Linked DNA regions of Homo sapiens: region 2 is linked to region 1. The links are chromatin contacts, found by POLR2A ChIA-PET in ENCODE. All regions are on one chromosome and are shown on one strand. The core of a region is the stretch at or near the end of the contact, and the rest is flanking DNA. Distances in the headings are between cores, read along the strand shown.

The links. ChIA-PET counts read pairs that join two places held with the same protein, here RNA polymerase II (POLR2A).
Region 2: POLR2A ChIA-PET joins it to region 1 with 10 read pairs in activated naive CD4-positive, alpha-beta T cell. The contact joins two enhancer-like sites. POLR2A ChIA-PET finds 5 or more read pairs at or near these places in 6 of 52 experiments (CD8-positive, alpha-beta T cell, GM12878, MCF 10A and 3 more).

The regions. Positions count from the first base shown.
Region 1 is chr4:142,591,154-142,598,330 of GRCh38, reverse strand. The region is part of intron 2 of INPP4B (inositol polyphosphate-4-phosphatase type II B); the gene reads left to right. The region is part of intron 2 of LOC101927613 (a long non-coding RNA gene); the gene reads right to left. Among named protein-coding and RNA genes, the nearest start is that of INPP4B, 250 kb to the left of the region's middle. Within about 2 kb of position 2,655, at least 2 of the 41 ENCODE cell types and tissues checked have a DNase peak (open chromatin) inside an H3K27ac peak, as active enhancers do.
Region 2 is chr4:142,692,282-142,699,458 of GRCh38, reverse strand. The region is part of intron 2 of INPP4B (inositol polyphosphate-4-phosphatase type II B); the gene reads left to right. Among named protein-coding and RNA genes, the nearest start is that of INPP4B, 150 kb to the left of the region's middle. Within about 2 kb of position 2,523, at least 2 of the 41 ENCODE cell types and tissues checked have a DNase peak (open chromatin) inside an H3K27ac peak, as active enhancers do.

The sequences.
Region 1 (7,177 bases), core at 1,406-3,905:
GTGGTGTCTCTGAATCATCATCCACAGTAGTGTCAGGGGTTTATGTGAGTAAAAGAACTCTGCTTGGTTGGGATTGCAGCAGGCTGCAGTGGGGATGTGGACCACTGAAGTTCTCTCACTTACCCTTTCCCTGTAATACCAAGCCCCTGGGGGCTCCTGGCCAATATCAACTGAGCTGGCTGCATGCTTCCCTCTCCTTCTGTGCCTCTAGTGGTCCCCATGAGTTCTCTGTTGGACTCTAGTGTCCTCTCCTAGGTGTTCTATTCATGGTATGATTATTCATAATTTTGGTTTTTCTTTCTGGGGAGGACAGGTGTGCAATGTTTCTAGTTAGCCATCTTGAACTAGAATTGCTTCACTTTTCTTGATGCAGGAAGACTGTCTTCATTTTTTTGTTTGTTTTGTTTTGTTTTTTATACTAGAATAGTGACAATTCTACAATAAATTTTCTGTGGAGTTGGGAACGTTTTGTTTTCAAACTGTAAATTTTTGTTTATAAAAGGGAATTAGCTCCCAGCTTGGAGGTATTTTAGTTGCTGTTGCCTATTATAGATCTTGTTGTTTCAGAAAAAGACACAGTAGTCTTAAAGATAAATAGATATTCTATCACAGTGTATATAAACTGTTAATGAGTTACCACAGATTCTTAAATGACTTATGATAGTCATTAAGCTTCTCCAAATAGAAAGGAGCTTACAGATTCATGGATTTATATGCAGCATGTCTGATTTTGAAACCTGCTGACAACCACCTTCCAGAATTTAATCCTACCTAAGAGGGGATTTTCTAGTTTAGGATAAAGAAGAGTTCTGAGTGATTCAAGGAGTCATTCAAGTGAAAAATCACCTAGTAGGCTTCACTCATCTAAGGCCTACTTACCTCATTATTTATCTCAATTATTATTTTTCTGACATTATCTGAAAAGCATAGACAATTTATTATGAAATGTTTAAGAACACCTAATCCCTACCCCCAGTAACTGGTGTCACCGTTGATCCACATAGTTAAGATAGTTCTGTTAGTTCATTGTTGTCCATGTGTGGAAACATGAAATCTGCAGATCTTAAAGACTCTTTGAAGAAATCAGAACCTTCTTCATTTGAACATTAAGACAGAATAATAATAAACAGGAACTCCTACAAGTTCCGGGGGTAAGATAGTCCTTGAATTGCAGTCCTGGTCCTGACAGTTACTATTTGGGAAAATCTGGGCAAGGAATTTATTTTCTCCAATGTCACTTATATCTCTGTGTTTTGAGAGTTGGATAAGATTATGTAAATCCTCTAGTCCAATACTTAGTCCATCATAATTGTAGCTTTTACTACATAACAGTGGCTGTGGAGCCTAGGCAGGAAAAGATGTTGCTCGTTTGAGGGTAACTGAGATGACAGTAACTTTGGAGGTCAAAACAAAAAGCAGAAAATAAAACACTTCAATCTGCGTATTGTGAAGCCTGCAGGGATATGAGCATGGTCCCTGACTTGTTACAAACTAAGCCTTCTACTTTATTGATTTCCACAAAGAACTGGCCAGGGCAAGCATGCTGCTTTAGCTGATAGCAGAGAGGCCATGTGCTAAGGATTGTGGTGGTTTTAAAACCTGCACAGTCTTTAAAACTTGGTATTTTAGATGAATCCCAAATGGCTTTATTGTTGTTATTAAACTACAAGTATAAATGGGAAGTTCTCTTTCTTACCTTTTTTCTCCATTTGCAATTTTAAACATTGTTTATCGCTTATTATATAACAAATTGACCAAAACATACTGGCTTAAAACAAAATGTGAGTCACTTTTCTCACAGGTTTGTGGGTTTTTTGGATGGCTCTTCTGCTGGCCTTACCTGGGCCCAGTCACTCAGCTGGTGGTCAGCTAGGGCTGATCTTTGCTAGGACAAATTGGCCCAGCTACTGAAGGCTTCATTCTGAGCTTCTTCATATGTCATTGGTCTCAGGGCAGCATTTTAAGAGGATAAAGGAGGAAGCTGCAAAGTGCCTGGAGGCCTAGGTCCCAAACATCACATAATATCACTTCCTCCACATGTTTCTGGCCAAGGCAAGTCACAAGACCAGTCCAGATTCAAGGGAAGAATATAGATTTTATCTTTAATGGACTAAGTGGAAGAATCATATGACAAGCAGACATGGGAATAATTATTGTGGTCTTTTTTTATTAAAAAAAAGAAATTTGGCTGGGCGGTGTCGCTCATGCCTATAATCCCAGCACTTTGGGAAGCCGAGGCAGGCATTTGAAGCCAGGAGATTGAGACCAGCCTGGGGCAATATGGTGGAACCTTGTCTCTACTAAAAATACAACAATTAGCTGGGCATGGTGGTGTGTGGCTGTAATCCCAGCTACTCAGGAGGCTGAGGTGGGAGGATGGCTTGAGCCCAGGAGGTGGAGTTGCAGTGAGCCAAGATGGTGCCACTGCACTCCACACAACAAGACTCCATCTCAAAAAATAAAAATAAATAAATAAATAAATACATAGAATCTACCTTGGCTTTTCATAAAGAAGTAGTCAGGTGGATTTATAATAAGGAAAATGATGCTAAGTGACCAAAAATGCAGGGAAAGCTCCTGCTGTGAAGAGCAAAGCAAAATTTGTTCCCTCAAATGACTGCTTAATTACTTGTACCTTGCCAAGTTGATTGTTTACCTTGGCCAGGGTGACTGTATGTCCAGGTTTGTTCAGGGCAGTTCTGTTTGTTTACTTTCCCAAAGTAAAATAAAAAATAGTACTCTCTCTTCTTCTCAAAAAAACCAATTTTTGCTGGATAAACATAAAATAAGTTTTCTGTTCCCATTAAGTATAGTTCAACTGTATACATTTGTACTTTGACATTCCATCATGCTATGATAAAAATAATTTTGACTAGCCTTTGACCTTTATACACTACTGAGGCCATTTTCAAGGACAGGTGTATTCACAGAGGGGAAATTTTAAAAATTCCACCATTCTAGGTCCTCTGTCATTAATATATTAATTGGTAGCTGTAGAATCTTTTAGCAAGAAGGTGGCTGTTGAGCCCAGACTCTCTGTGGGAGCTGCCTAAGGAGTCACTTCATCCAAGGGCAAGATTCAGGAACAAATAGGCAGGGAGAGGAAATACCACTAAGAGAGTAAATGCTCAACATCTACCTCCCTATAACTAAAAATTAGGTAATGTACCAAATTTATGTAATTTCCACTATTACAGAAAACTTACGTAAATAGGCATTTTATGTAAAATACAAAAAAATGCAAAATAATGACAATAACCGAAACAATGGAAAAGTCATTACAGCTAATAGTCAAATAAATAAAAATGAAGCAACTTTGAGATAGTGTTTACTGCATTCATGCTCTGCCTTTCTTTTTTTTTTTTTTTTTTTTTTTGAGACAGAGTCTCACCCTGTCGCCCAGGCTGGAGTGCAGTGACGCGATCTTGGCTCACAGCAACCTCCTCCTCCTGGATTCAAGCAGTTCTCCTGCCTCAACCTCCCGAGTAGCTGGGACTACAGGTGCCCACCACCACACTCGGCTAATTTTTTGTATTTTTGGTAGAGATGGGGTTTCACCATGTTAGCCAGGATGGTCTCGATCTCCTGACCTGGTGATCCAACCGCCTCGGGCTCCCAAAGTGCTGGGATTACAGGTGTGAGCCACCATGCCCGGCCTCATGTTCCCCTTTTATTGTCCTCCAGAATTATAACATCTAAATGTTTGATATAATACATGTAGCTAATCAATGAGAGGCAATAATAAGTGGTCTAGCTCCCCAAAGTCAGGCTGTCTGTATTTAAATCCAGTTTCACACCTTACTAACCATGTAATTTGGAGCAAGCTGCTTTCTCTCTGTGTCTGTTTTCTCATCTGAATAAATGGAATTGACCATAATATCCACCTTACAGAATTTTTGTAAGAAACAAATGAGTTAATAAACACTTGAAAAATATTAGCTATTATTTTATTGCTGTAGGCCTTGGACATTGATGCAAACCTTTTAAAATGTAAAATGGCAATGCATATCAAGCACTATAAAAATGTTCTTTACTTTGCCTCAGTAAACACATTTCTAAAAATTTACCTCAAGAAATAATTCAACAGAAGAATAAAGATCTACACTGGGAAATGTCTGGTGCAATGTTATTTCCTTTTTATGACAAATGCTGTCAATTGTTTCATTTTCCAACATTGTTTACAATGCTTGAGTTAAATGGAATTGTTAATATTTTTATTCTCATGTTACAAATTAGAAAACATGAATTCAGATTCTGGTAAATTTCTAAATGTTCACCAATCATAACTAGTTCAATTTATTATGGCATACCAATAAAATGTATACTATCTAGTTATTAAAAAGAATTAAGAAAATCTGGTTGTAGAGATATGAAAAGATCTAAGATATAATAAGCAATAAAACAAATAGTTCAATACCATTTAAAGTGTGATCCTGTGCGTGTGTGTGTGTGTGTGTGTATTTATGCTGAGAACATTCTGAAATAATATATAAATAACTATGGAGTAGGAAATAGAGTGAAGGGATTCTTTGACTTTTTATTTTATATGCTGCTTATTTTCTTAAATGAACATGGAATAATTCAACGATAATAATAATATTGTTATAAAAGGAGAAAAATAAATTCTATGGAGAAAGAGAGAAAGTGGAAGAATGGAAAGCATGCTGTATTCTAGGTCCCATTATGGCTAAAAGTCCATGGAGTTTTACTGGCACCAGGCTACAGGGTGGTGATTTTTGCCAGCCATATGCAGTGGCCTAGGGTCCAGCAATGAGAAAGTAGAGAGTTGACTGATACAGGATTGAAATTTATATCAGGAAAGTGAGATGAGAAAATTGAAGATATTGGCCAGAGAGTCATTAACATGATGGGTAGGTCTGTAGATGGGAAGAATAAAGGTCAAGTGGGGGCTGATAAGGAGAAAGAAAAAGGTCAAGTGGTGATAAATTCTGAGAAGGTTAAAGAACAGAAGTATAAGAGGTGACTGAGTGAGGAAACTTGCAGGGGAGGGTGAGGAGGTCAGTTGCAGGCATAGAATCTTTGAAATAATCCCTTCTAATCTCCCTATTTTACCTCATCATCTGTGAGGATTAAACTTCCTCTGACTCCCTAATGCACTATTACTGCCTCACATTTTAAATAAATGGTAAAAATGATGCAGACTAGTTTTTCCCTAAAATCCTCCCTTTCATAATTTAATTTACACTACCATTTTTTTTTTTTTTTAAAAACAGGATCTCACTGTATCACCCAGGCTGGAGTACAGTGGCGTGATAATGTCTCACTGCAGCCTTGAACTCCCTAGCTCAAGTGATCCTCCCGTCTCAGCCTCCTGAGTAGCTGAGAGAACAGGCATGCACCACCACACTTGGTTAATTTTTTGTTTTTATTTTGTAGAGATAGGGTCTCACTATGTTGCCCAGGCTGGTCTTGAACTCCTGACCTCAAGCGATCCTCCTACCTCAGCCTCCCAAAGTGCTGGGATTACAGGCATGAGCCATCGCACCCAGCCTATGACGGTCTTTGATCCTATAAATTCAGCATTTCCTTACTCCAATCCAACAAGAATAAAATCAGTCTTATTTCAAGGTCTTTCCTGAAAAAGGCTTGAATTACTTTTCCACACTATGCTTCCACTTAAAAAGAAAAAAATGATGACTGCCTAAGTTCAAATCTCTCATACAATATTTAAAGAAAATATTTCTAGTCTATGGGTAGCAGGAACCTTGAACTGATTCCATAGAAATAGAAAGAAGAAAACTTAATATACACTCATTTACTTAAATGTGTTTATTGAATGATGGTTATTTAAGATCTTTTGAACAAATAACACAGATCTTTGTCATTTGTTGCTTTTTAAATAACTTTCTTATTATTAGAAAAATAAGAGTTTTTTATTTGAAAGTATCTGTTGAATTGTTTCATTTACCTTAAAAAACAAGAGAAGACTGCCAAGTGTCAATGTGCTAAATGCTAATTATTATTTTTCAATCTTAAAATAGTGAAGTCGAATATATTAGGAAGCCTTTGGAGAAACCATTCTAAAAGCAATTGTATATTGGAGTTCTAAAGAATGGTTGGTTTACACACCTACATTCTTGGGCTGTCACCTGGGAAAAATTATTTGGAAAAACACATATTTGCTGCAACTCAACTTTAAAATAAACTTTTAATTTTAGAAAAAAATTTAGATTTTCAGAAAAGTTGGACAGGTATTATGCAAAGTTCCCATGTGTCTCATATAAGCCTTCCCCTATTATTAACATTTTGTGCAAGTGTGGTACATTTAGTATAATTAGTGGACTAATATTGATACCTTATTTTTATCTACAGCTCATACTTCATTCAGATTTTCATAGTTTTTACCTTTTTGTTCCAGGATTCTATCCAGGATAGTACATTTTATTTAATCATCATATATCCCTAGTTTCTTCTTGGCTATGACAGTTTCTCACATTTCTTTGTTTTTATGACCTTGACAGTTTTAGTCAGGCTCTTTGTAGAATGTCTCTCTACTGGAATTTGTCTGGGACTTTTTGCATAGGTCAGGCTAGTGTTACATGTTTTTGAGGAGGACAATTCTCATCAACATCATATCGAGGGCACATATTATCAACATTACTTAGCGCTGTTGAGGATCATGTGGATCACTTGGATAAGACAGTGTTTGTCAGGACCTCCCATGTAAATTTACTCTTTTTTTTCTTCTTGCCATAGTGCTTTTTGGAAGGAAATCACTGTACACAGACCACATTTAAGGAGTGGGGAGTTCTGCTCCACCTCCTTGAGGGCTGAGTTTCTACAAACATTATTTGGAATTCTTGTGTACTGAAGATTTGCCCTTTCTCCATTTATTTATTCAATTATTTATTTATATCAGTATGGATGTTAGGTTATTTATTTTATACTTTGGGTTATAATCTATTATTGCTCTATTTATTTAGTTGCTCAAGTTTTTGTAACATTGGCCACTGGGAGCACCTTCAATTGTTCCCTTTCTTCTTTTGAATAAACCTATCATTAATTTTTTTTTTGAGGGGTATGTGAGAACAGGGTCTTGCTCTGTTGCTCAGGCTGGAGTGCGGTGGCTCGATCTTAGCTCACTGCAACCTCGACTTCTCAGCCCACCCCAGCCTTTCAAGTAGCTGAGACTGCAGGTGTGTGCCACCACACCTGG
Region 2 (7,177 bases), core at 1,274-3,773, 100 kb before region 1:
TCTGTGATTACCAAGCTCATGATTTTCCCAAGTGAGCATAATGAAGCACAAGAGAGTCATGGTAGTTTGAGGTATAAAGATATGGCTGAATGCAATAAACAACCATGACATTTAAGCTGGATAAGAATGGAAATGAGGACATGAGGAGGGAAGGTATATTGAAAAGGTGGTTGTACAATGGATTGTAGATGTCAGGGGCCAAGCTGAGCTGGAGAGAGCTGTGCTGTGCTACCATGCTTCAGAATAGCTGATTATGACAATAAACCACAATGAAATAGTGCTCTAACATTTAATCACTCACTGTGATAGTATAAGCAAGAAGCTAAACCAGAGAAAGTTCTGACCACTGTCTCTACCACTTCCCACTTCCACCCCACCCATGCACCACCTCTGTCCATTTTACCCGTGAAACAGTACTGGATATCTGAGGGTCAAGTGAATCAATACATGTGGGGAATTGCTTTACTGCTGAGGGAGTCTTGAACAAAAGTCTCCTTTAGTTTTATATACTAGGGGCCCAGGGAAAAGGGTGAAAAGGAAGGGGTAGGAGTAAAAAATTATTGAGCTAGAGTGGAGAAAAGTGTCTTCAAGGTTCCCCTTCAGCTCCTCCAAATGATAAGTTCTTAGCAGAGGTTCCTGAAGGCCTTCTTGCTGAGCTAAGAACACGGATATGCATAAGAGCATGGCCAGCCCTGGGGGCTTGAGTCTGTGACTGCAACTCCTTTCAGCAATGCACTAGCTGCACACCAAGTCTGGTATGAGGAAGGTAGTTCAGGTCTGCCAGGAAAAGTCTTTGTAACTGCCTGGGGTTAGGCCTGAAAGATCACAGTAGGTTTTTAGCCAAAACCCAGATTCCTCAGTAGACCCTGATGCAGCTTAAAGATTGTTGGACACAGAATGGGAGTTAGAAAAATTAGGAAATGAGATGCTTGTGATTGAGATCTGCAGAAAGTCCAGATATTGGTAGTGACAAGATCTAGGGTCTGGTAATGAAAATGAATAGTCCTAATAAAGTGGAGACAATCATTTAAGACAAAAGGCAAGATCATATCTGTGGATATTGAAATCTCAAATAGTTATGACAAGAATAACACTGGAAGGAGAAATGGTGACCTACCCTTTCAGTGCTAAGATTTAAAAATTAATCTCGTATGTCTTTTTTTCTATGAGAAATAATTTATGAAAACTCTATTGATTTCAAATCAATAAAAATGATGGATTTGTTTCAGAAAAAAATTGTTTATAACTTGTAAGATCTGTAACTTAATTGTTTTCTCTTACTGGTAAGGGCATGTTCATGCTAACAGTAGCCCTATAGCTGTGGTTACTTATCTTAATTACAGCCAAGATTTATTTCAGCTTGAGTGTTTTATAAGCAGATTAGAATTTTAAAATTTTCACAGCCAGTCTTCTTGCATTATACTCTTTTTAAATTCAAGCATGTTTCATATTATAAGAAGCTAACCTTAAATTATAGCCCTTGTTTTGTTAAATATTCAGTATTCTAGGAATTTGAAATTCTCAAATGTAGTCTTTAAAACTCTGAGTTTATCTGATAAGGATTTTATTATTATTGTTATTTACATATGAATACAGGAACAAAATGTGATTTAAGTAAGTCATGGCCTAGAAAGGGATTTGTAATGTCTTGGCCCTATTTAAGAACTTTTACCCATGCCTCATGTTCTAGGATTTCTACTTGATCCAGCTTGGAAATCTGAATAACTCATGATATTGGGAAATTTCCATGGCTGCATTTTCTTCAGTTCCTTGCTTGTAGCTCACCTTTGTCTCCTGTTTTTCTTGTAGGTTTCCAGTATATGCTTTGGCCATATAAAGTAATAAAGCAAATAAGTTCCTATCGTTTAATCATATAGAAAAGCCCAGCAAGAATCCATTGTCCAAATCTTGTTTGATTAAGATTGATTGACAGTTTTATGTAATTGGATGACATTTTTAAGAGAAAATCAACAGAACATTATCACATGGTTAAAGCCTACTGCCAGAAACAATAAACTTGGCTTACCTATTTCGTTAGAGTATTATTTTGATTTATTCACTCATGTATATAATTCACTTTCACAGTTGATCCCAGACTCTGTTTTTATGAATGGCAACTCAGAGAATTTAGGTAGCTTTTCTGGGAGCAAGGTTGATGGCATTGGTGTGGGTTGGGGAAAGCCTAACAGTATTAAAAGGGAGAATGATATAGAGGTTGTTCATCCCATGTTCAGTTACCGATGTGTTTTCACCAAAACCATATAATTTAAATGTCTCCTTTTCCTGGAAAATATGAAGCATTGTACAACAGGTAATTTTAATAACAATGTAACTTAGGCTGCTTATGATTGACATCAACATCACATGTATATAATATGATTGTAAGAATTTTTAAAAATGCATCATTGGGATAATAAACTGTAACTGACATCCTTTTAAACTAAAAGCAGGTGAAAGCTTGCCAGTGTTCCACTCTCTCTGACTTACCATTCTAAGAATAAACACATACAGTGGAGTGTGCGGGGCTGCACACTGTGGTTTTATCTACTTCCTTGCTAGAGGAAAGCACTGTTATAAAAACAAGTAAAACATGCAAAGGGAAGTAATTTAATAAGTAATTTTACAATAAAAGAATGGAACTATAAACCTGCTTTTCTTGGACAGCCTTGGTGTTATCCAATTTGCCCTCTTACTGAGCCTCTCTACTGGCTGGCTGTAAAGGACATGGTGAATTAGGATCAGAAGTCGATGGCTGTGTAGTGCCTGGTTTTGAAATGTTTGGAGAACAACATAAGTAGTAGCTGATGGCAAGGCAGAGGGACGCAGGGTTGAGTGGGCACTGCAGATGCCAGGATGACCCAGTTTAAGTGGGTGTAAGCAGTGAAGTAAGCAACAAAGTTGGGCAAGCACTGAAGGTGTAGTTTGTGTAGGAGACAGATGTCAGGGCTGGGGTGGGGAAAGGGAGTATCTGTACCACAGAATTACAGCCTGGGTCAGTTAGTGCCTTGCACTGATGTTTGTGTATATTTTGTCCCCTCAGCTAGATTTTATTACTCTTTGGGGGTGGTATCCTTGTTTATAATTGTTCCCTTGAGCTGCTGGGCACAGTTATGGAACAAGGTGGGTTGTTGCATGAGGATCTCTTGGAAAGTTCTCCTGGGGCTTTCTGGCCCCTTGAGGATGGTATAAATGCTAGTAGGACCAGGCACACTCTCTGTCTTATCAGACACATGGAAAAGGGCACAGAGGAAATGATCTGTTTTAGAATCAGAGTGTGCCTTAATCCATCGAATATGCTGGTGTCATTATTTGACTTCCTGGACTGTAAACACTGCCCTTCTAGGCTCCTGGGACCTTTCTAACCTTTCCTCGTCTGATAACTTTGTCAATACTCAACATTTTCTTGCTCAATCCAGGGGCACCTGTCTAATTCTCCTAGTCCCAGCTGGCTCTCCTTGAACTTGATCTGTCATCTGATCCACAGTGTCTAGGTTTTGGATTATCCTGGCCCGCCTTTCCCTTGAGATCCCACATCAAGATAAGAAACACTGCCTTGAGCCTATAGGGGTTGAGGGGAATTTGTAGCCCTCTGGATATCCATCTTAAAATATGCCAAATAAGTATATTTTGGGGTAAAATATTTTTATTTCCTTCAAGCATTATGCCTGACAACTAAGATTTGATTGTAGTAACTTAGTGCTCTGTTGGATAGAGCACTGTCATTGTCTTAATGAGCATTATATAACTGATTTAAATTCTATTGCACAGTTTATTAAATCGTATCTGTTGGGTAGGTTCCTGCCTTTGAGGCATGCTGCTAACAACATGATGGAACATCTTATTTTTCTTTCAACTAGTTATTTTCATCATAAATTTATGCATAGTATTTTAAAAATAAACTGATAATTTTCAGATAATTATATTAGGGAAGTGACAGCTGCATTACATTCTATCCTTTGCTTGAAAAGCACAGTAAGAACTAAGACATTTAGATGTTTTACATAGGAAATAATATTTTTGGCATTATTAAAACTCACTTCTATGTATTAATTTAAAAATTTTTATTTTTAGGGAAACAAAATTGCTATTCAATTTGGCAGAAGGTTTGTTTTGGGATTTCTGGCTAACAGAATCTTTGCTTTAACTTTGGCAAGGCTGTTTGAGAATTAGCTTCATATTAGGGACCCTTCAGTTCCTGGGTCATTGTTGAAACTCAGTTTTAGAACTTTATTATCTTTATGCTATTCTGAAATAGGGTCAGTGATCTTGATGTCTCCATAAGGGAACTTATTTTGTCAGGTAATGTTTTGTAGAATTTATACATAATTTTATAATTTTACTACATGGGAATAAGTGTTAATACTAAAAAAAAAGTGAATGATTATGAAGGTGTTGTAGGCACATTAACTTGTGTTGCTATTTGTGCAAATATCCTTGACTTTATAGGTGCAGAATAATACCCCTACCCCCACCACAAGACCCTATTTTATTACTGGATCAATAGTGACAGGTAGGGTTTTTAAACCAGAAAGTGGTTTTTCTTATGTTTTTGCTCCCAGTAGAGAAAATATTTTTTCTGAGGGACTTTTTAGTTGATATCTCTCCCTATACATGCAGTAAAAGCAAATATATTTTTCAAAAATGTTAAGGGAAAGTGTAGGGGCTGTAGGCTCTTCTCAGCGTGAACCCTCTAAGGGTTCACTGAAAAATTAGTGCAATTTTAATTATGTATCAGATGCGGAGCTCACCACAAAGGACGAAGCTGCAGATAATGTCTGACCCTTCCCAGCATAGTTTACCCTGCCTATTAGTTTAGAGCCTAGAATCAAATGCCTCCAAAACAGACAAGTTAAACAATTCTAAAAAATATTACAGAAGTGGTTTATAACCTTCAAACAAGTAGCAAAGACAGTATCTGACCTGCCTGACCAGTTTTGACCAAATGTCTAATTTGGAAGACATTTTTACTTTATCAATAATTTTAAAATTAGCTTTATTTATTAAAGATTATTAAAGACATGTGAACTAAAAGGCATTTGAGTTAAAGGGTTTTTTTTTTCTTTTTTTCTTTTTTGTTTTTTTTTTTTGAGACGAGTCTCGTTCTGTCACCCAGGCTAAAGTGCAGTGGTACAATCTCGGCTCACTGCAACCACTGTTTCCTGGGTTCAAGCTATTCTCTTGCCTCAGCCTCCTGAGTAGCTGGGATTACAGACGTGTACCACCATGCCTGACTAATTTTTGTATTTTTAGTACAGACGGGGTTTCACCATGTTGGCCAGGCTGGTCTGGAACTCCCGACCTCAAGCGATCTGCCTGCGTCGGCCTCCCAAAGTGCTGGGATTACAGGTGTGAGCCACCATGCCCAGTCAGCTTTCTTTTTTAAAAAATTTTTAATAAAATGCTTGATTTAAGCACTTACTTTTTCTTTAAACCAATAAATTAGAGCCCTTTTATTTATTTTAGTAGTAAGACATCACATATTACCAGTGTAATTAAGTAGACATATAGACACATAGAGAGAAGCAGATCTTATAAATTTGTGATATTTTTAATTTGCCAGTTTTCAAGGCTTTTTCTTCCTACTTTAGACTGTCAATTTCTTGATTATCTGTTTCTTTGCTCTCAGTTATTGTTAGCTAGGCAACCTTAAATTTGCATTTCTAAAGGAACAGCTAAGATAAAACAACATATATCATTTGAATTTTGATATTTTGAAAGCATAGCGTGAAGACATTAGGCCTGAATATTGTACCATCACTTGTTCAAACCAAGGGAAAAAAATCATGTAAGTAAATTTTAGTTAAGAAGGTGAGGAAAAGCACCTCAAATAAAGGTATAGCTTATAAATTTAAAATAATGGTTAAGAGTTTAATGTATGCAAGCAGACACCCTTACAAATGGAGAGTTCCTTAAAGATGTCAGGCTTTTTTTTTTTTTTTTTTTTTTTTTTTTTTTTTTTTTTTTTTTTTTTTTTTAGAAAAAGGCATTTTAAGATAGCCAGCTAAATGCCAGAAAGTTGTAAAATGGCTTTTTAACTTAGCTTATTTCTTAATTAGATTACTGGTTTTAGGGTGGAGCCCTTTAAGGAACTCAGCCTAAGAAAGCAGTCAGTCTTCAGGGCCTAAAGGATGCTTTTCTTATCCAAACACTCAAAGAGGAGCACCCTGTAGTAATAACTGTTCACTGTAAGCAACTGCCATCAGCCATTCTAAAAGTGTATTTCTCACCTAGCCATGACACATACCAAGGTTAATTTTTTTCATAAAGTAATTTCTGGTACCCCCCAAAGCCAAGAAGATCAGGAAATGCAATACAAAAGGGAACAGAATTTTAGATCTGAGATAACTCCGTCCATTTACAGCTTTGGGGATTCCCTAAGGAAAAATAGCAGTTACTACCAAAAAGGAACATGTGGCACCTTTTTCTGTTAATTTCTCTTTTTTTTTTTTTAAGGCATCAAGTTGTTAGAATTTACTATGTATGTGTCTGTCTGTCTGTCTATCTCTATCTATGTATCTATGTATCTATCTATCTATCTATCTATAGAGACTAGCCTAAATATAGGTTTTAATTAAGTCAACTTTTGACTATAGAGCTCTTAAAAAATCCTCTCAAACCTCTTATTACCAGAATTTGCCAGGGACAAAGAGTTTATATTTTAAATCACACAACTGTCAAACCAGAAAGGACTTGTTCCCTGGCCAGGAATTGAACCTAGGCCACCACAGTGAAAGGGCAGAACCGTAACTCCTGGACACAGAATGGAGTGTCTCCGTTGTTCTTCCCAGAAGGAATGTAAAGCAGGCACTTTTGACCTTGAATAGGATTTTAACTTTGTTTTAGGTCAGATCTGCTCGAAAGAATAGCTATAACATTACTTTGTGTCCCTTTAATTTAACCTTTCCAACAATTGTTTAGAATAAAAGATGGGGGTCTCGCTTTGTTGCCCAGGCTAATCTGGAACTCCTGGGCTCAAGCGATCCTCCCGTCTAGGCCTCATAAAGTGCTAGGGTTACAGGCATGAGCCACCCCACCTGGCCCAATTTGATACCTTTAATCTGAGAAAGTTTTTAGGGTAACTTTAAATCTTGTCGGCAAATAGAAGGTGGAAAATTATTAAACATTGAAAGGATACTTCCTATTAATATTCTCTATTTTTTTATCCTCAATATTTATT